Linked DNA regions of Homo sapiens: region 2 is linked to region 1. Evidence: chromatin loops called from intact Hi-C (ENCODE). Cell type or tissue: mammary epithelial cell. All regions are shown on one strand. Each heading gives the region's core, and the rest is flanking DNA. Links, peaks and the distances in the headings are about the cores only.

Region 1 (5,386 bases), core at 289-5,288:
TACATAAACCTTGTTTAAATTATGTTGATTTGAATATGGTACCTGTTCCCTGATTGAGAACACGAATAAGAGAAATTGCTACTGAAAGTAATCTCAAGAATCTGACTCTCAAAGTGAAATGCTATGATTGGGTTGCAAATATATCAAACAGAGAAATGGGACAAGAGATATCTTAAGCACACAGCGGCAACATGACTACTCCGCTCAGCACAGGATATAGGGCAAGTATAAGCAAGGCACTGGGACATCAAGTGGCTGTGCTACTGTATCATCATGGCAACGTTAGCGATTGTAAGGACTGTGAAGTCACCTTTCTTGTCACTATAATCCTAGAAAATAAACACAAGGAAAATAAAAATTTTAAATTATGTGCATAAAATTAAGGAAACATGGAGAATCAGAAGATCTTTACAGCGGAATTGAGTCGCTTATCTCCTGTAGTCAGAAAACAGATATGGTTTAGGATTTAAAGTTTGTAGAGTTGCAGTGCTTTTCAAACATTCAGCCCAACCAGGCATCCTGTGCTAAGGTAAGAGCAATATTGGGAAAGAAGTGAAACCCTGAGATAGGATATAGGGATATTTGGGTAGATATAGATAAGGCTAAGACTCTTGAAATTCTAAATTCCACTGGATTTTCTTTCCAATAAAGGCAAAATAACAGGCCAAAATATTTACCATATTTCTGAGCAAATTATAGAAGTATGCCCCCATTAGGCTGGGTATGGTGGCTCACACCTCTAATCCCAGCACTTTGGGAGGACAAGGCAGGCAGATCACTTATGGCCAGGAATTCGAAACCAGCCTGGCCAACATAGTGGTTGTCTCTACTAAAAATCCAAAAAAAAAAAAAAAAAAAAAAAAAAAAAAGATAGCTGGGCATGGTGGCACACACCTGTAATCCCAGCTACTTGGGAGGCTGAGACATGAGAATTGCTTGAACCTGGGAAACGGAGGTTGCAGTGAGCCAAGATCATGCCACTGCACTCTAGCCTGGGTGACAGAGGGAAACTCTGTCTCAAAAAATAATAATAAGTATGCCCCCATTAGAGTCTTGAGAAATACAAGAGTAATCATTTCTGGTACATACTTTTTAATTTACCCCCTTTTGGCATGTGAAAACTACAATAACAAAAGTTGACTCATGCAGAATGACAGTAGATTACCAAAAACTTAATTCTAAGGTCATGGTAACCATAAATACAGTTAAAGAATAGTCAATCTCCACTACATAAAGTCAACACAAACTCTATCACCTGGTGTGCAGCTATTGACCTGATAAATATTTTCTTCCCTTTACAATTAAGAAAGAAAGTCTTTTTCTCAGAGACAAGTCAACGATGTCTATCGTAATAGGGAACATAATCAACTTGAAATTCCATAGAACATAATGTTAGTCTAATTCATGGATCACAATGGACTTGGTAAGCATGAAATATTATGTTCCTTAGATAACTTAGTAAGGTATATGCATTCCAAATTGTGAGAGAGAGACTGTGCAGAAGTTCAACAGCCAGCCACACTGGGGCTTATGGGGACCCAGCAGTGTGGGTTATGCCAGGCTACTCCTTCTAAAGTGAGAGTCCCACTGGAAGTTTGAGTCTTCAATCTGAAGACTCCTGTGCATACATATTAAATAAATTTCCATGCTTTTTCTCCTATTAAAAAATAAAAAATAAAGTGAGTTTAATTTCTGCAACTTACACCACTCATCTCAAAGAGACTCAAATTTGGGAGATCTCTTTGGGTTTTGGAAACAATACATAACACATTTGGGTGTGTTTCTCTGTACCATTTATTTGATAACCCATAAGACTGCAAATTTTGAATGGGACTCAGAGTACAAAAGATATTCTATAGTAGTAGAGGCTTTGGTATAAGCTGCTATACCATGTGGGTCTATGACGCAGAAGAATCAATAATGATTGATTTGTCTGTGGTAGGCAGGATTGCTGAATAGCTTGCCTGGCATGCCCCAAGTAGAAAATCATCTACAGATGTCTAGGATTTGGTAGGATATGCTCTTCTTTGCTGATAACTATTTTCTATTTGGAATGCTGCATTTAGATTGCTGGTAGGTCCATATACAAAGTGGATATGGAGGCTGTGAATCAATAGCATAGTTTTTCTCTCATCAAGGCTGACCTGGCTACTACTATTGCTGTATGCAGCCAACAACAGAGGCAAATGCTGATAATCCAAGACTGTAGAATTTCCTGCCAACCCCGGTCAGCCATCTGGTGGCAGTTGACTACATCAGGGAAAGAGATAACAGCCTCTAAATATACTATACTCACATAGACATATATTCAGGATACTGATTTTGCTTTCCTGCCCACAGTGCTTCTGCAAGCACAAGCATTTGTGGAATTACAGAATTCCTTATTCATTGCCATAGTATCCTGTACAACATTGCCCCCAACCAGGAGATTCATTTTACAGCAAAGGTAATGAGGCGGTGTGTTCATACTCATGGAATCACCACATGACCCATCAGTCAGAAATAGTTGGTGTCACAGAAGTATGGGATGACCAGGAGAAAGATCAATAACAAAACCAGCGGTAAGTCAACACATTAGAGTACTGGGTGTTATATTATAGATGCCATACCTGTTTTAAATATGTGACCAACATATTTTGCTTTTTTAAAAAACTTAGCCTGAATGTACACATCCAGGAACTAAGTAGTAGACTGATCCCTCTCACTATTATATCAATAACTCACTTAAAAATTTTTTTTTCTCATCCTTATAGCCTAAGGTTCACTGTGCTTAGAGGTCTTGAGATCCAAGGCAGGAATGATTCCACCAGGAAAAAATGATCAATAACTCAATGATTTGGAAACTGAGACTTCACCCTGGCCACGTGGTCCCTTGTACCATTGAGTCTAATACAGTGTGGGTAAGAAGACTGTTTGAAGGGCATATGCATTCAGTGGAGTACCTGTTAGTACTCTTTTAGCCAAAAGTTTTTGGCCAATGGAAAACTGGCAACCCAAAAAAGACAAGACCACCAAGAACTCATATCTTCTACAAACAATGTCTTTAGTCACGCTACCTGGTAAAGAACATGGATTATGTATATGGCATTGGCATATGGTAAGGTTGGTAATGGTAAAGGAAATATGTACTGACTTACAGGAGGCAATAGTGATTACCAATTTTGGCTCATCACCAAGTACAGAAGCAAAGACTGTAGTAGTTATGTCTTATTTATTTTCTTTATCCTTGAGTTCACCACCACCTTATATGAAAATGTGAGTGATGGTTATCCATTTAAATGGTAGATAGGAGGATTACTGGATAGATAACATCTACAGTGATGTGATATCTGATGGGGTTTCATGTAGTCCCTGGGTAGAAGGCACAACCTTTTCACCCAGATGAAAGGGAAGAGAAAAACCTGAGAAAAAGAGGAGTAGACCAGATGTGCTTTTCACTATGCTGCATCCTGCTTTCCGTTCCAGCACACAGACCTTGTAAGAATATCAGTGGTTCCCTTCCCTCTGACTCCTAGTTGGGTTTAGCCAGTGGAAAGCCTTGACCTTGACAGAAGATGAGGTGGAAGGAAGAAGGTGATGTCATGGTGTCTACCATACTGGCTCACTCTGTGAGATCAGCCCAGGATGGCTGTGTCCCTGCGCCTCTCAAGGGGATCTTCTCTACACACTTTCTCCTGCTGTCAGGTTCTGGAACTATTTTCCTCCCTTATCCCTTTTGGCCCAAGCATAGTAAGAGATAAGCAGCTTGTGTTATCCCCACACTATCCCTTATGATTCCTCTATTCCCCACCCACACTCTGTAGTTAACTTCTTCGTAAAACAGACAAAATTCCTATTTTGAATTGTCAAAATTCAAGCATACCACCTGTTTGTTGTTGGGGGCCTGACTGATACTTCCCACACGTCGAATCCACCATCGGCTCTACCAGAATTATTGCAGTAGCTTTGGAACTGGCCTAACTTCTTTTCCCCTTGCCTCCCTCTAGTGTATTCTCAACATGGCAGCCAGAGCAATCCTTTTAAAAGGTAAATGAGCAGAAGAGTTTTTCCTAGGTTTTCTTCTAGGGTTTCTTTCAGATCTAACGTTGAAGTATTTTAGCTATTTTGAGTTAATTTTTGTATATGGCAAGAGATATCGGTCCAGTTTCATTCCTCTGCATATGGTAATCTAATTTTTCCAGCACTATTTATTGAAGAGGGTGTCCTTTCCCCTGTATATATTTTTATCGACTTTACTGTAGCACTATTCAAAATAGCAAAGTCATGGAATCTAAGTGTCCACCAACAGAGAAGTGGATAAAGAAAAGGTGATATATATATATGTGGAATATTACTCAGTTATAAAAATGAATGAAATCATGTATTTTGTAGCAACATGGATGGAGCTGGAGCCTATTATCCTAAGCGAAATGAATCAGAAGCAGAAAGTCAAATACTTCATATTCTCACTTATAAGTGGAAGCTAAACAATGGGTATATGTGGACTTAGAAAAGCAAATAATAGATACCGGAGACTAAAAAATGTGAGAGGTAAGAGTTGAAAAATTACCTGTAGGGTACAGTGTTCACTATTTAAGTGATGAGTGCACTAAAAACCCAGACTTCCCCACGATGTTATATATCCATGTAAAAAAACACTGCACTTGTATCCCCTACATCTTTAAAAATAAATAAACTACATATAACATAACACAACATAACATCAATGTGATCACAACACTTGTTTATTAAAACTCTTCCAGAAGCTAAAGCCTTCCTAATTTACTCAGATTAAAAACCAAAGTCCTTTCATTGACCCATAAGGCCCTACGTGATCCCCCTCCCTGCCTCCTACTCTTCTTACCTTCTTTCACTCTGCCCAGGTTGTAGGAGTTCTTCCATGTGCCAGCTGCTTTCACATGAAAAGCTTGTTCCCCAGAATCTGCATGGCTCCTCCCTCACTTCCTCATGCCCTGACTCAAATACCTGGCTCACTCTTCTCTCTGTGACCTTTCTTGACCACAGTGCCTAAAATTGCAATACTTCTCTAATGTGACCTATCCTCTCTTCCCACATTTTCTCCTAATCTACTCTTTATGGTATTTATTTATCCTATTTACCTGTTTTCCTCTTTCCCTCTAGGATGTAAACATTGAACATGCAAAGATTTTTGTACAGAACATTTTTGTGCTCAACATCTAGAAGTGTGCCCATCACATATTAGGCACTCAATCAATATTTGTTGAATTCATGTATTCATTCATTCCCAGTTCACTCAGAGTAAAAGCCGACTTTTTTGTCTAAACTATTGATTGAACACCTAATCAATCTAAATTAGTCAAGCATCCTAGTTGTGAGCCATGGAAGAAACAGACAGGCACTTACCTCTTTTTTAAAGAAAATTAGC
Region 2 (5,386 bases), core at 167-5,166, 170 kb before region 1:
TATTAATAAAAGTTGGATGGCGTGTCTAATAGAAAACAAAACCTTAGAACTTGAATGAACACATGTACATTTCAAACCATCAGTTAACAATTGAGAGAGGGCTGGGAGGGTGAGGTCAAGAGAAAAAGGAAGCCTACTAAGCCTCCCTTAAATTAAAATATATAGGCAGTAAATCCTCCCACCAATACAAGAGGCCAGATCTGCTGTAAAAACTAGAACCAGGTATCCACATGAAGTGAAATCAAACCTGATTTATTGTAGCACATCTGAACACTTCAGGTCCCAGTAAAATCTCAGCATATTGTATTAGAGTTAAAACGGATTAGTAAAGGATGAGAAGGGCTTCAATAAATTATTTATTAGAACACTAGTAACTTGAGGGCCTATAATGGGGACTGGCATGTAGTTGGTACTTAGTAAATATTTAATGTATGGATTGATAGATAGATGATTGGTTGAATAGACAGGTTAGGATAGCAGTATAAAACCAAAAGGAACTTAACCGTACTCATCCATAATCTTCTTTGTCCAAAACAATCTTAACACTTTTCTCATAGTGTGTGTGTGTGTAAGATATATATATATGCACATACATAGACACACACGTATATTACATAATATTAATATAAAGTTGTTCCATTGGCCAGAGCAAGCCACATGGATAAGCCCAGTGTTAATGTAGGAGGGTGCAACAGAGTATTTTACAAGGAAGCATTCATCGATTAAAGCCATGATTACACCAAGAGAGGAGTCCCTCCTTTCTCCTGTGCAGTGAAGACTTCTGAGGCCTGAACCTACCACCTCAGGGTTCTTCACCTCCTGAAAGGCAGGATGAGTTTCATCCTGAAGGAGGTCTGGATGGAGTGTCCAAATGATAAGTGAATTTCTGGAAAACTAACCCATACCTCCTGAAATAGAATTTCCAAGAAAGAGCCTCAAAATCTCTATTTTAATTAAGCATAGACAGGTGAGGGAGCAGGTACGTATGCTTCTACAGGTTTCCATTTCAATACGGGAATTAGGCCCAGTGATTTTGAGGCTGATTACAAGTGTCCCTTATCTGTGTGATCACTTAGTGTTGTTAACTGGCATGTCTTTTACAGGAACATCAAAGACCCTGAGAAGCCAAAAGTTATGAAATGCATCAGCAGTGGGTTGAAGACAAGACCTCTCCTTTTCCTGCTGACATTTCTTCCATGAGCAGTACCCAGACAGCCGACAGAAAGAGCCCAGGAGGTAACTGGGGACATGAGATGAAAACTCAAGATGCAAGGGTATCCCATCTTTTGGCTTCCTTGGGCCACATTGGAAGAAGAAGAATTATCTTGGGCCATGCAGGAAATACACTAACAATAACTGATGAGCTAAAAAAAATCACCAAAAAATCTGATAATGTTTTAAGAAAGTTTACAAATTTGTGTTAGGCCACATTCAAAGCAATCCTGGGCTGCCTGTGGCCTATGGGCCACGGGCTGGACACGCTTGCAAGGGAGAGGACAGATAAAGATACGTATGAGAGCATCCTCCTTAGAGAAAGGTCAGTGTTGAAGTCATAGGGTAAGGGAACTCTTTCAAAAGAAAGTAAAAAAAAAAAAAAAAGATAGCGAAGTAAATCATGTGAAGTCTCTACAGAGTAAGGGCCAAAGGGAGGACACAGTAGCTTAAAATCACAATATTGTTTTTGTTCCTATTTTTGTTTTTCTCATAAAGCTACAGGTCAGCTGGACAGCTCGCTCTTGGGTCCTCACAAAGCTACTGGTCAGCTGGGCAGCTCAGCTGGGTCCTCATCAATGAACCAGGGTTGGCTGATTTTAGCTGGGCTCACTCAATTTTCTAGAGTCCACTGGTCTGTCTGCTGCAGTGTGGCTGATCTAGGACAGCCCTGGCCTTGGTGACCTGGCTCTGCTGCACGATGCAGCCATCCTCTAGCAGGCTAGCCTATCACAGCAAAACAGAAGCACAAAAGAGAGATCAGGAAAACGCATAGCTTCTTAAGGCCTAGGCCCTAAACTGGTGCATCACTTACTTCTTGGCAACATTCTGGTGGCCAAAGGAAGTCACATGTCCAACCCCAGACTCTAAAGGAGGGAAAAGAGACCCGATGCCTTAATGGGAGTAAAGTCACATTGCAAAAGGCAAGGATCCCAAAAATGTTTCAAAAAAAATTGGAGGCCATCTTTGCAATCAAAGTTAGATTATTCTCAATGGTAAAAGTTGGAACCACAATATTATTGTTACCTTCAAAGAGTACACCTAGCTGAATCCCCCAGTCAATGCAGGAATTCCCCCAAATTAAACACACACACACACACACACACATACACATAAACCCTCAAAGATTCCCACAACTTGACCATTTGACCTAGCTTTTCTCACTGGGTAAAAAAAGCAAGAGGGAAAAAAAAACCACTGCAGCTCTCTCCCACCCCTGCTGTTCAGCCTTCAGTTTATCTGGCCTCTGCTATGAGTCACAGCTGACTGAAGGGTGGGGGTGGGTTGTGAGTCATGGCCTAAAACAAAGATAGAATTTGATGGGGGTGGACGAGCAGGCGAGAGAGAAGACACGGCAAGTTCAGGCATTCTCTCAGTGTTTAGGGTGATGTCTTCTTTCCTGCAGCTGGGGAAGTTGGGCAGAGTGCCCCCGAAGGAGGAGATTCCACACAGGCCCTGTGTATCTGAGAGTTGAGTTGCTGATTTCAGAGGTGTTTGTATCATTGCTCTAAATGTGTTTCTGCTCCCCTCCCACCCAAGATGCTGGTTCAACGGACCATTTCATCCTACCATTATACAGAACCCACAGGAGCTAGTTACCTGGTCAGTTTGAGAAGTTAATATTTAAAAAGACTAATGGTTGCATATGGCTTCCACAGGAAAGAAATAATAAGCTAATGTTATCTATTGACTCAATCCCACATATATTTACATTTGACAACTTAAAAAAAAAACCTTCGGCTCAATGATAGTTTAGCTCAAGTCACTATGTTAGGATATATATTTCTTTCATCTATGACTATTTTTGTCTGCACAGTAACCTGCCTCAAGCACACAAATATTTGTGTGTCTGGCCTCAAGCAATTAACGTGTCTCCTAACATGAGATAAAGATTAAATGAAAATTCTGTCACCCTGAAATAAACCTGGAAGCAGAATTCCTGAATGTTTGCCAAATAAGGTGACTATCAGACTTAAGATGCTGAACTTTGAAATGACTGTCATAGAAACAAAGGCAAGGCATGGTTGGCGCCCATTCAACCTGGTCAATAACATCCTTAATTACAGGACATGGCATCATTTTGATTCACAGTGGAATAAAAGGCATCTATTTGTATATTTGGAAGTCTGAATGAGGATTTCCTGATGAAGTCATTTCTGTCTTACAACAGCTTCGCTTGTACCAGTAGAGTTAAAACTGGGTCACCATTTTTATGCGAGCGTATGGATACACATACATCCACACTCGAACCCCAAACACACACACACACACACACACACACTTCATTTCAGAGTCTAATTAAAACTCTATTATACATAATTTTCTTCCAGATCAATGGTGGTGTTGGATCAAAATTGTAGCTCACAAGGAAAATCCTGTAAAGGAACCATATTTTTCTGTGTTGCCTGCCAAAATGAGAACATCATTTGTTAAATAATGTGGGACACAGGTGCCCCGGATGTACTATTTAATGGAGAAAGAAAAAGAGAGAAACAATGGCTGCCAGTATCCGGGAAAAATGCGACTAGCTTCTTAAGCTTCTTCACCCAGAAATTGTTACAAATAGAAGGGAATCTGACTTTGAGCTATGAGTTGTTGCTTCCCCATGACTGAATTCCCCAAGAACTGAGTTATTACTGACCTGTGATTTGCTCATCATAAGGTCTCACTGTTAATTACTGCTCTCTGCTCCGCAGAAACTTTGAATTCCACCAAAGGGTGTGCCGAAGGCTTAGATGTTGAGAAGCGTGAATTCATCCTGCACAACAAATATCATAGAGATGGGACTGGAGCGGGGGACAAGAAGGGGGAGAATGAACAAGATGCATGTTGCAAAACCCCAAGGGGTGCTATTTGTATGGTAGCCTGAGTGAACAGCAATTTCCCTGAGGGGTGGTTGCAGCAGATACTGTGGGTACCATCTCTACATCTCTTACTCCTTACTCGTTCCTGCCTTACTCCTTCAGGGCAGAGCAGCCCAACTTACTCTTTGCCTAAGGACAGTCTCTGGTATCTAAGTCTAGGTTAGCCACTCATGGCAGGCCAGATGAATGATTGCTAGGAGTCTTGCATATACACCCGGTTTCCTTGCCACTTGGATAGGATAAAGGTGCTTCACCCCATTTTCCAGCAGTCTCCAGCAAGTCTAGGTTCCACTTGCTCACAGCAGTAGCTGATTTTGTGAAACATCCTTTCTGGGCTGCCTTCCTTTCTCTCTCTCCCTTTCCCTCTCCCATCTCTGATTTTCTTCTACTTCCCCCAATATATTAATATTATCTCAGGGATGGCTTTTGGGAACCCCAATCAAAGAAAGGAGCAAACTCAATTAAGACCCTCTGTTTTAGGTAACTTTGGGAACCTGGTGGAGCATCCTGACATTACATCCTGAACCAGAGTATGTCTCAAGATATTTTTGGATCCTGCTTTTGTGGAGACAGAATCCACAACACAGCAGAGAGTTCCTCACTCCAAGAGGTACATTCTTCTTACTGTCTGGTTCACTCCCTAGACACATGCCAGCTTGACCATCATACAGAGCAGCCCCCAGGATGAAGGCAAACTTCTATCTGGAGTCTGATCTTTCCAAGATAGGGCTGAATCAACTTAGCTCTTTTTTCTTGTGGCTCATTGCTGCTTTCCAGATTGAGAATAGCCTCAGATTTCTTTCTGGCTTCCATATACCATGCATCCTATTGCTTTGCTTATACTCTTACCCCCCAATGTCAAAATAGTCCTGAAGTGTATACCAGATCATGTCACACATATGCAGAACTGATCATGTCAGTTCAACCTTGGCTCCAAGAATAAAGCTGTAAGTCCTATAACCACAAGGCCTTAGGGTGACTTGATTCCTGAAGGCTACTCCAATATCATTTCTTCTCATTTTCCTCATCACACCTTGCCTTTCTTTGAACGTGGTGACATATTCCTGCTGCAGAATTTTGCATTGGCTGTTTCCTCTATCTGGTGCACTCTTTTTATTGAAGGTGCACTCTTACCTAACCTAACTCATGCTTTTGTGCAAATGTCACCATCTCAGACAGGCCTTTGCTAACCATCCCAGCACCCCTTTAATTTATTATTGCTTACTTTAATTGTTTCTCTTTATAGCTGTCAGCACCAACTGACATTATATGTACTCGTTTGGCTGGTTTTTGTTAGTCTTTCCATGACA

Evidence for each region. A loop is a pair of places that touch in the nucleus more often than their neighbours do. Peaks named below come from ENCODE experiments on the same cell type or tissue, not always from the same donor. Only the 100,000 strongest peaks of a DNase experiment are listed, where the experiment ranks them.
Region 2: it touches region 1 in a loop (6-fold over the local background); 5 of 110 quality-filtered maps call a loop at or near these places.

The regions. Positions count from the first base shown.
Region 1 is chr20:11,095,941-11,101,326 of GRCh38, reverse strand. No RefSeq gene overlaps it. Among named protein-coding and RNA genes, the nearest start is that of LINC02871, 72 kb to the right of the region's middle. In mammary epithelial cell, for the core only: a CTCF peak has its summit at 2,232 (motif pointing left); no DNase peak of the experiment used is centred there.
Region 2 is chr20:11,264,600-11,269,985 of GRCh38, reverse strand. It overlaps LOC124904960 (a long non-coding RNA gene), which reads right to left and starts at 3,943. Exons shown (of 2, transcript XR_007067724.1): 1 at 3,854-3,943. It overlaps LOC339593 (a long non-coding RNA gene), which reads left to right. Exons shown (of 2, transcript NR_038972.1): 2 at 1,104-3,327. RefSeq lists an enhancer at 2,041-3,240. In mammary epithelial cell, for the core only: a CTCF peak has its summit at 2,410; a DNase peak (open chromatin) is centred at 2,465; H3K27ac peaks cover 1,801 bases.